4 separate regions of the Homo sapiens genome follow, and regions 1, 3 and 4 are each linked to region 2. A link is a contact called in ENCODE Hi-C or POLR2A ChIA-PET data. All regions are on one chromosome and are shown on one strand. The core of a region is the stretch at or near the end of the contact, and the rest is flanking DNA. Distances in the headings are between cores, read along the strand shown. Region 1 holds the start of NUDT4 (nudix hydrolase 4). Region 2 holds the start of DUSP6 (dual specificity phosphatase 6). Region 3 holds the start of UBE2N (ubiquitin conjugating enzyme E2 N). Region 4 holds the start of SOCS2-AS1 (SOCS2 antisense RNA 1).

Region 1 (2,700 bases), core at 160-2,659, 4.0 Mb before region 2:
TACTATTGCCCTAAGCAAACTTCAACAGTTAGCCATTTTAAATAAATACTACTGAATTAAGTAAAAATCGCTCTCCAGGGAAACCCCAAGGGTCTCATTCTCAGCCCAATGCAGATGGGTAAATTATCCAAGAACGACTGCTCTGAGAACGAGAAAGGCTACTCCTTTCCAGATGTCAAGCCAGACAGCAAAGAACCCTTTATACATAAGCTGAGAGCTGGAGATTACTGTCTGAAAATGGCAGCTTTGCCCATCTCTAGTCCATCGTCTCCCTTTTGGCATTATTCCACATTTTTCACTAACCATTTTTCTGCAGTCAGAAAACTTTAAGAAGGGAAGGCCGTTTTAAAAATGAGGCATAATTATGCCAACAGCTTGCGGGTTCATGGACCCACAAGAATTGCCAAGACTAGACTCAATTCCAAGCACGAGGACTGTCTGTTACTCCACAAACATGCTTAGATCGAATCCGAGACCGCAAACGGCTGTAACATGGAAGGAAAATATGTAAAAGAGGCACAAGGGCTCTGCTGCAACACTCACGCCATTTCCACCCTCCTCTCGCTGAGCACTCGAGGTTTATCCGGCTTTCAACTCAATTCGCACGTTAAGATGGTGACTCCCGCTAGGCGAGACTTACGCGGCCCGGGACCTTCCCGGGGACCAGGCGCCTTCTCGAGTGCCCAGATGGAGAAACTGGGGCTGGGCGAGCCCCCTTTGTCTCATCTATCAGCCCAGAGAAAGGAAGGAAGAAGTGAGGGAGGAAAGGAGTGAGGGAGGAAAGGAGGGAGGGAGGAAGGGGGCTAATCCCTCCCAGCCCCGCAGCCTGCGCAGGGGCGGGGAGCGAGGGGAAGCACCCGGGCCCTAGACCCCGGCGCCCCGGAGGGCAGCGTGCGGCGCCGGGCGCCCTACCTCGTCCTCCTGCTCGCTCCGGAAGCACAGGCACGCCGCCCGCTTCTTGAAGCCCTCGCGGTCGTAGGTCCGCGTCTGGTTGGGCTTGAACTTCATCATAGAGGCGGGCTCCTGCTGCTGCTGCTGCTGCTCCGGCCGCCGCCGTGGGGGCCCGGCCGCCGCCACCCCGCCGGGGAGTGGGGGCGAGGGCGAGTCGGGCGCAGGAGCGCCCGGGAGCGCTAGTCGGTGCGGGAGGTGCGGCGAGGCCGGTCAGTCCCGGGGCCGGCGGCCGCTCCGACGCGGGCGGGACGGGACGCTAGCGCGGGTCACTGGAACCAGGGTGCCGAGATGAAAGCTCCGCCTCTGCCCAGTTGTCCGCCGCTCTCCATGGAGCCCGACTCCCGCTCGCCTCCGCTCCCTCCGGCCGTAGCCGCCAGGGGAAGGGCGGCTAGAGGCGCGCGCCACGCGGAGACAGTTGCGAAGACCCGCTCCCACTGAGCAGCAGCACCGCGGCGACCGCGCGCCGCCCCCTCTGCTCTGTTTAAATGAAGCCCACATGCGCCCCGCCTCCCCCGCGCGCCACTGCGCCTGCGTGCAGAGACCATTGCAATGGGGTGGGTGGGTAGGTGTGGCGGGGGAGGTAGGGGCGGGACCTCGGCCGCCCGGTGGGCGGGGCCGCGCGCACTCCCGGGCTGGAGTTCGGCGAGGCCTTGGGACTGGCGCTGGAGCCCAGCGTGGGATGACCGTGCCCCGAAAACATGCCAGTGAATGGAAAGAAGCCAAGGTCCCCTCCCTCCCTGCTTATACCCTCAACTTTGCCAATGAGGACCCTAAATACCAGCTGCACTACAGGGGATGTAACTACATACACCGTCACCAAAGTTGCAGCCTGGCCAAGAAATGCCAGGGGACGTCGCGGCGATTGCAGACTCCGCGGTGACTGTGTAGATACGTCCAGAATTCGCCCTTGTAGCGCGGGGAGAGGCGAGAGTGAAGGCCTAGAAAAGTTAAGACGTTAACTGTTTTTTTTTTCTTTGTTTTCACAAATGGGGGGTAGGCAAATTTCCTTTTTTTTTTTTTGTATTTAAATTTTTAATCTTTGGTTGGGGATGGCTTGTATTATTTAAAGAGTCAACTCTAGCTTAAACGTTTCTTTGAAGCTGTCTATAACATCCCCCACTTTGTGCCACCTTCCGGAAAGTATTAATACTGGCAATGGCTAATAGTTGCGAAATGGTTTTCATGTGGATCTCATGCTAAGTAACAGCGCAGCTGGATGCTGGGGCCACAGCACTAAAATATAATGGGATTTCTGCTATCTGGGAGCTTACAGTACCTTGGGGACTTGGAACAAACAACCTCTACACTTCAGAGTGTTAGAAGGGCTAAGATAGGAGCCAGGAGGCCTGATCTTAAGGTAGCTCGAGAAACCCAAACTCAGGCCATTCTGCCCTTCCACAGAGGCCCAGGTTGCTTGGGTCCTGACTTGGTTGGTTGGTTTTTCACCCCTTGAGGGCCTATTGTGTGTCAGGCACTGGCATCTAACAAAACCAGTCAGCCCCTGCCTCTCCAGGAGCGTAGGCACCTGAGAGCACACCGTCAAATATTAAATGATCACACGTGTACACGTAAAACTACAAATGTAATGGGCTCTAAGGTTTCAGACAAAGATTTGACCAGATCTGCAGTCAGAAAAAGATTATTGGGGCAGCAAGGCAGGAGCTGAGGGCTGAAGGAGGAGGAGCTAAATTGACCAAGAGCTTTCAAGGCAAAGGGAACTGGGATTTCTGCAGAGCCCAAAGTGGGAGG
Region 2 (2,700 bases), core at 144-2,643:
GTTCCCCTCGACTCCTTGGGAGCGAGGAGCCAGGGGGGTCCCGGCAGGCACTCGTCCTTGCTCCCCCCACCCTCCCCAGATCTCTATGGACCCGGGAGTCCCTCGCTGAGCCCCGCACCCGTCCACTGCGTCGCGCACAGCCCCGTGCCCAAGCGGGGAGACGGGGACGGCGGGGCGGTGGCAGGGAGCGCAGCGCGCAGGCGCGGCTGGTGCTCCCCGGAGTGCCCGGCGCTGGACAAAGGGAGGAGGCGGCGGCAGGAGAGGGCTGGGGAGGCCCCCTCTGACATGCCTCCCTGCCAACTGTAACCAATCGTCGAGCCCCCCTGCCGAGCCCCCGCAGCCTGCAGGTCTTGCGGGAGGACTTCCTCACGCCTCGCCCATGGCGGGGACTGCTGGCCCGGCCCGGCGCGTCCCAGCACACCTCGCTCAGGCAGCCCCGCCAGACCGGCTCCCCCGTCAGAAGCCGAGCTCCTTGCCCAGAAATCATTAACCAGCGCGACCTCCCAGCAGGCGATGGTGGTGGTGGGGCGGGGGGAGAGATATAGATTCCCCCGAACAATGGCTTGTAACTCCCCACGCCGCCGGAGCGGAATACAGTAAAAGCACTGGACTGACCTAAGAGTTTGTTTCTGCACTCTACATTGTTTTAATGAAAATAAAATGTTATTTTAAGAAAAAAGGTTTTCTTCTGATTTTCTGCACAACCAGACGTTTGTTTGTTTGCTTTAAAATGTTTCAACAAAATCCTGGTTTGTTTCGAAATATGTTGGATTAGCATTTAACACCTCATCGGTCACTAAAGCCCAGTCAGTTCACCAGCCCCAACACAGCCTCGGCTAAAAGAACATCAGAGCAAACAGAGCTGGGCCTTTAAAAGTGGCAAACAAATGCCACACACCGCCTAAAGAAGGGGGGTTGGGGGAGGGGAGGGTTAAGGCGAACTTGGGTCCAAATGAGTTTGAAGGGAATACAAAGAACGAAAAGTCAGCACAAGTTTTCCTAAAGCTAGCTCGCGAACGCAAGCGTCGCGAACAAGGGCTTTTGTGCATGCTAATTGCGCCATTGGTGCGCAAAAGTTCCGACGCGAAGTGTGAACTCTCAACAGAAGGAAACATGAGACAACTGAAGTGCCCTGGTTTATGTGCCCTGCTCCTCCTCCGCTGCCGCCTCCCCTTCTTTCTCCTTCCTCCCGCCGAGCCCGCTGTTGCAGCTTGTTTGCACTGGGGCTTATCCGGAGCGGAAATTCCTTTCCGTTTTTGTGAATGACAAACTCATTAACAATTCATCAACACAACCTGTTCCAGCCGGCCCGTCCCCACGGCAACAGCCCCTTCCGCAGCACGCTCATTGGCTGGCCCGGAGAATGTATCCATTGAGACGCTCGCTGTTTGTATCCATTGAGGAGCTGCCTCGCGCAGGGGGTGTGCGAGGCTGAGTCCAAGAGATAGCAAATCGAGTCTTAAATAATCCGGGGAGAAAGACGCCCGGGTAGATTTGAGGTGCAGCCTTGGAGGGAGGGATTAGAAGCCGCTAGACTTTTTTTCCTCCCCTCTCAGTAGCACGGAGTCCGAATTAATTGGATTTCATTCACTGGGGAGGAACAAAAACTATCTGGGCAGCTTCATTGAGAGAGATTCATTGACACTAAGAGCCAGCGGCTGCAGCTGGGTGCAGAGAGAACCTCCGGCTTTACTTCTGTCTCGTCTGCCCCAACCGCTAGCCTCGGCTTGGGTAAGGCGAGGCGGAATTAAACCCCGCTCCGAGAGCGGCAGCTTCGCGCGCGGTGCGCTCGGCCTATGCCTGCCCCGAGGGGCGTCTGGTAGGCACCCCGCCCTCTCCCGCAGCTCGACCCCCATGATAGATACGCTCAGACCCGTGCCCTTCGCGTCGGAAATGGCGATCAGCAAGACGGTGGCGTGGCTCAACGAGCAGCTGGAGCTGGGCAACGAGCGGCTGCTGCTGATGGACTGCCGGCCGCAGGAGCTATACGAGTCGTCGCACATCGAGTCGGCCATCAACGTGGCCATCCCGGGCATCATGCTGCGGCGCCTGCAGAAGGGTAACCTGCCGGTGCGCGCGCTCTTCACGCGCGGCGAGGACCGGGACCGCTTCACCCGGCGCTGTGGCACCGACACAGTGGTGCTCTACGACGAGAGCAGCAGCGACTGGAACGAGAATACGGGCGGCGAGTCGGTGCTCGGGCTGCTGCTCAAGAAGCTCAAGGACGAGGGCTGCCGGGCGTTCTACCTGGAAGGTACGCGCCCAGGGAACTCCGCGCGCGGGGCAGGGCTAGGGGCGCAGGGCTGCGGGCGGGGCGCGTGGATTGAAAATACCTCTGCTCCGCTCAGCTGGAGCTTCGGAGCCGCGCTGCCCGCCTAGGGACCGGCAGCCGGCGAGGTAGGGGCCGCGAACCGCGCGTTCCGCACCAGAGAACCGGGCCGGCTCAGAATCCACTCGCTTCCGGCTGCGGGTACCGGCGGTTTCTTTCTAACGGGTTCTGCGCCTTCTTAGCCAGAACATCCTCCACCATCACCCTGTTTTCTATCGTTCGATTTTGAATTAAGATTTGCAGGACGGGAGAGATTGTTGGGGATGCAAATTGGCACATCTTAGCTCTCAAAATATTCCAAAAAGTTGCCATTTTGTCTATTTCCGGATTCAAGCGAATAAGGGTTCCCTGGCGAGGCGGGCCCGTTCGTT
Region 3 (2,700 bases), core at 164-2,663, 4.1 Mb before region 2:
GTTTCTTGTATTCAGAGTTCCAGTTTCTTTAGTGCACTATTTTTTCTCTCTCATAGCTCAATGCCATTTCACAGGCCATTTCCTATGCTTGGCATACTCTTCCCTACAAGGTCAGGTAGGTTCTTACTCATCATTGAGGACTTCACTTATTTAAGAAGGCTTCCCTGAGTTCTCAAGCAGTTAATGCCTCTCTGCTAAAATAGCACCTTGGAGGAACCTGTATTACAGACAGCCCTTAACACATTGGATTGTAACTAATTGTTTACTGGTCTCTCTTCTCCATTGGAATCTAAGTTCCTGGAAGGCACGGTCAGTCTTGTCTTCATTTATTCACCATCTACTGTCTGTTAGTGTGCTAGGAAACACTGTGGTTAAGTAGTTAAGGGCCAGGTCTTGGCGGATCTGCCTGGGGACAAAACAGCTCCTTGGAAAAGGTTAACTATCTAAGCCTCATTTGTAAAATGGAAACAACACCTCCTCACGATTGCTGTGAAGATGAAGTAAAGTGCTTGCAAACAGTCCATCACACAGCAAACCATCCGTCATCAGGATAAAACGCTTCCCCAACAATTCAATTTTCGGGCACCCCCACTCTAATTCTCTCATAGGACCTCGCACTCTATAGGTAATCTCTGCTTTACGGATTACTCTGGGTTCTTTAAACCTCTCCTTGGTCATTCGTCCTGTTAACAATTCTGAGTCTCAACCTTTAGGTCTAGGCGTTCAGAACCATTCTTCCCGCCTCCAACTCGCTCCAAACCCTTTTCCTTCAGCCTACCCTGGGCCTAGGGGCGTGTCAGAGGTCCGATTTATACAATTTAAACATCAAAACTCCCCCAACAGCGTGTGAGTAACTGGAGAGACCCCCAGTCAGAGCTTTGCCACCGAGTTTCGGTCTTGCCCTCCCTTTGAGGAAGGAGCAAGACGATGAGCCCCACCTCAGTCGTTCACTGCAGAGCCAGCAGGGAACGCGCGCAATGCAGGCTGAGCTGAAAGAACGAACGCGTGAGCTGAAAGAACGAACGCGTGAATGAATGAATGGGATACGTCGTAGGCCAGGCCTCTGTTACGTCGTCCACCGGCGCGGGCGTGGCCACGGTTAAGAGAGACGCGCGCGCAGTCGCGCGCGGGTCGTGCCGTACCACCGTCGCGGGCAGGCTCGGCCACGAGCGCCAGAGCCCCGCGCCTCCCCTCGCGGCCTGTCCCAAGTCCCTGCCCCGCAACAGAGCGTCACTTCCGCCATCCCCGGCAGCGGTTGGGGCGGGGCGCACGGGGGAGGGGGCCAGGTCGGAGGGAAGCCCGCCCGTGCCCGAGCCCGCGCCCGAGCAGGGACTACATTTCCCGAGGGGCCTCGGCGGCGGCTGCGGCGACGGGCGCGGCAACGTCCCCCGGAAGTGGAGCCCGGGACTTCCACTCGTGCGTGAGGCGAGAGGAGCCGGAGACGAGACCAGAGGCCGAACTCGGGTTCTGACAAGATGGCCGGGCTGCCCCGCAGGATCATCAAGGTAACCGCCCAGGCCGGCCTCCAGCTCTTCGCTCTGCTCTCGTCGGCTCAGCTGGGCAGGCAGCGCGGCCTCTCGCCTCCTTCGGCCCGCGGCCCGCTCTGGGAGGCCCGAGGCGGCGCGGAGAGGGGTTGGCCGCGGCGGCGAGGGAAGTCGGGTGCTGAGGAGGGGGCGCCGGGGAGACTTCCGGCCGCGGCGGGGCAGCCGGACAGCGGGGACCCGGGGCTTCCAGGCGGCTGCCCGGCGGGCCAGGGAGTGCTGTCCCACGCCCCGGCGGAGGGTGGGGCGGCAAGGCTGGGGGTCTCTGGGCTTGGGCGCGGGCCTCCATAGCTTCTGAGACCACCCCCCCGCCGGAGGCCGCGGGCGCGCGGGAATCGCGGCGGGGCTCGGGCGCCTGGTGGGGATTGTGGCCCGACAAGGTCCCTCGGCAGCCAAGCCCCTCTTCTCCGCCCCGACGGGGCCGCGGAGGTGCGGCAACCGCGGGTGCAGAATGAATGAACCGGGAGGGTCAGGCCGGGCGGGGCCCTGCGCCCCGGGAAGTGGCTCTGGGAGGCCCGCGCGTCCTGCCGCGGTCAGCACATGCTCGCCCCTGGTTGCCGCGGCTGCCTGGGTCCCGGGACGTGGGGGCCCCGCGCCCCGCTGCCCTTGCTTCCGCGATCTCTCTCTTCTGAATACGTTTCCGCTCGTTTATCTCTGCGAAGTGATTTTACTCTGGTTGGCAAACTCTTTCAGAGCTGTTCCGAGGAAATAGTTTTAACACAAGGCTGGGGGAGGGCCGCAGTTATGGGGGATTCTCTTTCTCTCTCCTCTTCTCTCCTCTCCTCTCTTTTTCGTAGATATGAGGCCTCGCTATAGTGCCCAGGCGGCTTCCAAAACTCCTGGCTTCAGAGATCTTCCTACCTTGGCCTCTGTGGGGGATCTCGTGAAATCTTTTGCCCCTCAATTTTGTGCGTTTTAATTATTAATTGGCTGTTTATGAATACTGTGTTTTGACAAGTATGTATGGAACCATGACATTTTCGATTCTTTGATTTTGTAAAGTCTTAAGGAAATATCGACAAGTCTTCAGACGTGAGATATTCCTTGTCATCACAACAACTAAACCTTAAATTTTTGTGTCGGTTTTTATGAAGGAAATTAGTTGCACATTTATGTGACTAAATGCGCCAGTTAAAGTGACTCAATTGCAGCATCATTT
Region 4 (2,700 bases), core at 14-2,513, 4.2 Mb before region 2:
GGTCAGTCCAAACTGGACCCCTGCGGCTGGGGTGGGGGTGGGGAAATAGACGTGGAAAATCCCAGGGACTCCTCCGCCTCTACGTTCCTGCACCATTTAACCCCAAGCTTCCAGTTAGCGCCCTGGCCCAGCTCTAGAGAAAAGATAAAGAGAGCAGAGATCCAAGATAAAGTTGGCTGAAGAGGTGGGGGGCGGAGGTCAGGAGGAGGGTGAACAGGGTGTCTTCCCGCCCAGGGTCACTAGCTGAAATCAAAGACTGGCGACCTAGGAAGAGCAAATAGTCACCTGCAGATCCAGTGGGAATAGGCCCTTGTCAAGGACAAGTAGAAAAAATTAAAAAGGAAAGAACAGGAGAGATTCCCCAAATTGGCATTCCGGTCTCACACCTGGCGCAGCCCGAGGGCCCCCAGGAAGAAGCACCCACACAAACTTGGTTCTCCGCCCTAAAGCGCTGCGGGGCCCCGAGGCACCAACCCGGGGTGCGGAGGTGCGGGAGCTGCCGCATCTCCGCCCGGGAGGCTCCTCGCTCCCCTCCCCCCGCTTCCTGGTGCCCGCTCTGGCGGGGTTGGGGGTGCCGCGGCGGTCGCTCCCGGACCAGGATGGCTGCGGTGGTTCTCGCCGCCGCGGGCGCTGTCGAGGAATCGGCCCGAGCGCGCAGCCCTCGCGGGGCTCCGAGGCGAGGCCGGGGCCGAGCGGGCGGTCGCGAGCGCTGCGGAAAATGCAAACCACCAACGCCGCGCTCTTACCTCGACCTCGGCCGCGGCCGCCGCCGCCGCCTCCGCACCAGGCAGCCTCCTCAGCGGACATGGGGCGGGGGGGTGGGGGGAAAAGGGGAGGTGGGAGGGGCCCGGGAGAGGAGGGGCGTCTGCCCTTGTTTCCCCCGTTAACGTTTAATTTGGGAACGAGATGCCCGGGGATGCAACCAGCCCCGCGCTCGGAGGCGGCGGTCGGAGTTCCGTGCGCAGAGGGCACACAAAAGCCTCGAGGATCATTGCCTCGACCCCATCCCCCACCGCGCGGCGACGCCCCCTACGGGCTGGGACACCTCCACTCTCGGACTGCTGCCGGGTTTCCCTCCGGCTGCGACCCTGGAGGTGGGAAGGAGAGAGGGAGGGAGGGAGGAAGGAGCGAGGGCGGGAGGCAGGCCGGTGGGGAGGAGCGGGAGATCAGGTTATTAGGAGGATTATTAATTTGAATGGCAGTTTAGGGGAAATAAAAAAAAGAAACTCCAGACACTTCCAGACGCCGAGAAGGGGCTGGAGAAAGCAGGCAGCAACGCTAGGCCGCGGGGCAGAGCCGCGGTTCGGACTCTCTCTTCCCCGGCGCTCCGAGCTGCGGAAGCCCAGGCCGTCCGCCGCTCCCCGGCGCACGCGGCCGCGCCTCGCCGCCCTCCCCGGTAACTCTCCTCGGGGCGGAGCCTTCGGGCTTCCCCCACTACCGGTACCTGCCGCGGGCGCCCGAGCTGCGGGCACGGGGTATCCTGAGGCTGTGCACCCGGGACCCCGGCGCGCACTGTCCGCGGGCCACGCGGTGAGGGTGGCTGCGGGCGAGAGGGCTCATGCTTCAGGGGAAGCCCAAGGCCCGCCAGCCGCGGCGGCTGCGACGAGACTTGGCAAGAGTTAAACGTCGGTCCCAGGAGCAGCGAGTGCGCGCGACTTCCCAGACCGACGCGCCTCCCTTGCTCCCCGCCTCCCTCCCCAGTCAGCGCTCCGCTCGCGCCCCGCCCGGCTGCTGCGGAGGCGGCTTTCCAGGAACTTTCCAGGAATCGGCCTCACGTGACCGCGGGCCCCGCTACTGCTTTAAAGAGGCTCGGTCGCAATACACAGGCTTCAGGGAAGACCGGGTGAGAGCGCTCGGGTGCAGGGCGGGCGGTGTGCACGCCGGGGTCGGCCTGCCTCTGGCCCCACACCCCGGGGTGCTCGGGCGCAAGCTAGAGATCTCCCCGGCCACCGGCTACAGCCAACCCCGTTTCGGCGGCCGGAGCCTGCCCCCTACCCGGGCCAGCTGAGCGCCCGGGTTCAGGGAAGGATAGCGATCCTTGGCCCTTGGCCTGCCACGGGGGTGGGTTCCTCTAAACATCCCGGCGGCGCCCCCTCGATGCGACCCTCCTGGCCGCACTTTTGCGGGGGGTGGGCGTGCAGGAGCGACTGTGGGTCCTCGGAAACCAGACTCTCCGGCTCTAAGACACATCGATGGCGTGGGGACGCCGTGCTCGTCCCGGTGCCCACGGCCGGGGACCGGAGGCGGTCCCCTTGATCAGGTCCTGGAAGGCAGCGAGCGGGAGAGCAGCGCCTCCTTAAGCGGCGCCGGCCGTCCTTAGTCCCCTCCCCCTGGCGCTCCGGCTCCTTGTCACCCGCACCCACCCGGCTCCTCCCTTCCTCCTCCCCTCTGCTCCAACGTCTCCGGTAGACCCGGCGGCCCGCCCGGGTCACCTGCGCCGGCTGCTAAGGGGGCGCCCTTACCTGCGCGCCCGGAAGGGGCTTGGTGACTGGCCTCGGTTCCCTCAGTCCGGAGAGTGTCTCTGCCATTCCCTGCAGGGCTGACGCCCCAGGGCTGGGATTCGGAAGGATCTCGGCACCTCTACCCTACCTGGGATTCTCACCTCCAACCCCGTTGGAGGCCCCCTGGCCTTAGTGGAAACTCATCTCCTTGTCTGCGCACCCGCCCCCGAAATATGACCTACTTGAAATGTGACCTACT

Evidence for each region. Hi-C counts contacts between places; a loop is a spot of excess contacts on that map. ChIA-PET counts read pairs that join two places held with the same protein, here RNA polymerase II (POLR2A). Pooled maps may share reads with other maps.
Region 1: a map of B cell shows a loop between it and region 2 (14-fold over the local background). The contact joins the promoter of NUDT4 here to the promoter of DUSP6 in region 2. A Hi-C loop is called at or near these places in 2 of 168 maps with a recorded cell type or tissue (B cell and naive thymus-derived CD4-positive, alpha-beta T cell) and 8 of 50 pooled maps.
Region 3: a map of B cell shows a loop between it and region 2 (9-fold over the local background). The contact joins the promoter of UBE2N here to the promoter of DUSP6 in region 2. A Hi-C loop is called at or near these places in 2 of 168 maps with a recorded cell type or tissue (B cell and naive thymus-derived CD4-positive, alpha-beta T cell) and 7 of 50 pooled maps. POLR2A ChIA-PET finds 5 or more read pairs at or near these places in 1 of 52 experiments (Caco-2).
Region 4: a loop to region 2 is called in a map of naive thymus-derived CD4-positive, alpha-beta T cell, with 12 times the contacts of the local background. The contact joins the promoter of SOCS2-AS1 here to the promoter of DUSP6 in region 2. A Hi-C loop is called at or near these places in 1 of 168 maps with a recorded cell type or tissue (naive thymus-derived CD4-positive, alpha-beta T cell) and 8 of 50 pooled maps. POLR2A ChIA-PET finds 5 or more read pairs at or near these places in 1 of 52 experiments (activated CD4-positive, alpha-beta T cell).

What each region holds. Positions count from the first base shown.
Region 1 is chr12:93,376,634-93,379,333 of GRCh38, reverse strand. NUDT4 (nudix hydrolase 4) reads right to left here and starts at 1,409. Exons shown (of 5, transcript NM_019094.6): 1 at 913-1,409. The coding sequence starts at 1,011. It overlaps LOC643339 (a long non-coding RNA gene), which reads left to right and starts at 1,598. Exons shown (of 5, transcript NR_040096.1): 1 at 1,598-1,897. RefSeq lists silencers at 778-1,077, 1,298-1,637 and an enhancer at 874-1,813.
Region 2 is chr12:89,351,194-89,353,893 of GRCh38, reverse strand. DUSP6 (dual specificity phosphatase 6) reads left to right here and starts at 1,393. Exons shown (of 3, transcript NM_001946.4): 1 at 1,393-2,254. The coding sequence starts at 1,855. All of the region lies in intron 9 of POC1B-DUSP6 (POC1B-DUSP6 readthrough), which reads left to right. RefSeq lists a silencer at 138-447 and an enhancer at 2,267-2,700.
Region 3 is chr12:93,440,660-93,443,359 of GRCh38, reverse strand. UBE2N (ubiquitin conjugating enzyme E2 N) reads left to right here and starts at 1,413. Exons shown (of 4, transcript NM_003348.4): 1 at 1,413-1,505. The coding sequence starts at 1,476. RefSeq lists silencers at 1,008-1,467, 1,548-1,757, 1,908-2,047, 2,078-2,197 and an enhancer at 878-1,515.
Region 4 is chr12:93,569,961-93,572,660 of GRCh38, reverse strand. SOCS2-AS1 (SOCS2 antisense RNA 1) reads left to right here and starts at 1,263. Exons shown (of 4, transcript NR_038263.1): 1 at 1,263-1,396. It also overlaps a transcript of SOCS2 not described here. RefSeq lists silencers at 540-849, 860-909, 1,270-1,549, 1,920-2,109, 2,170-2,219.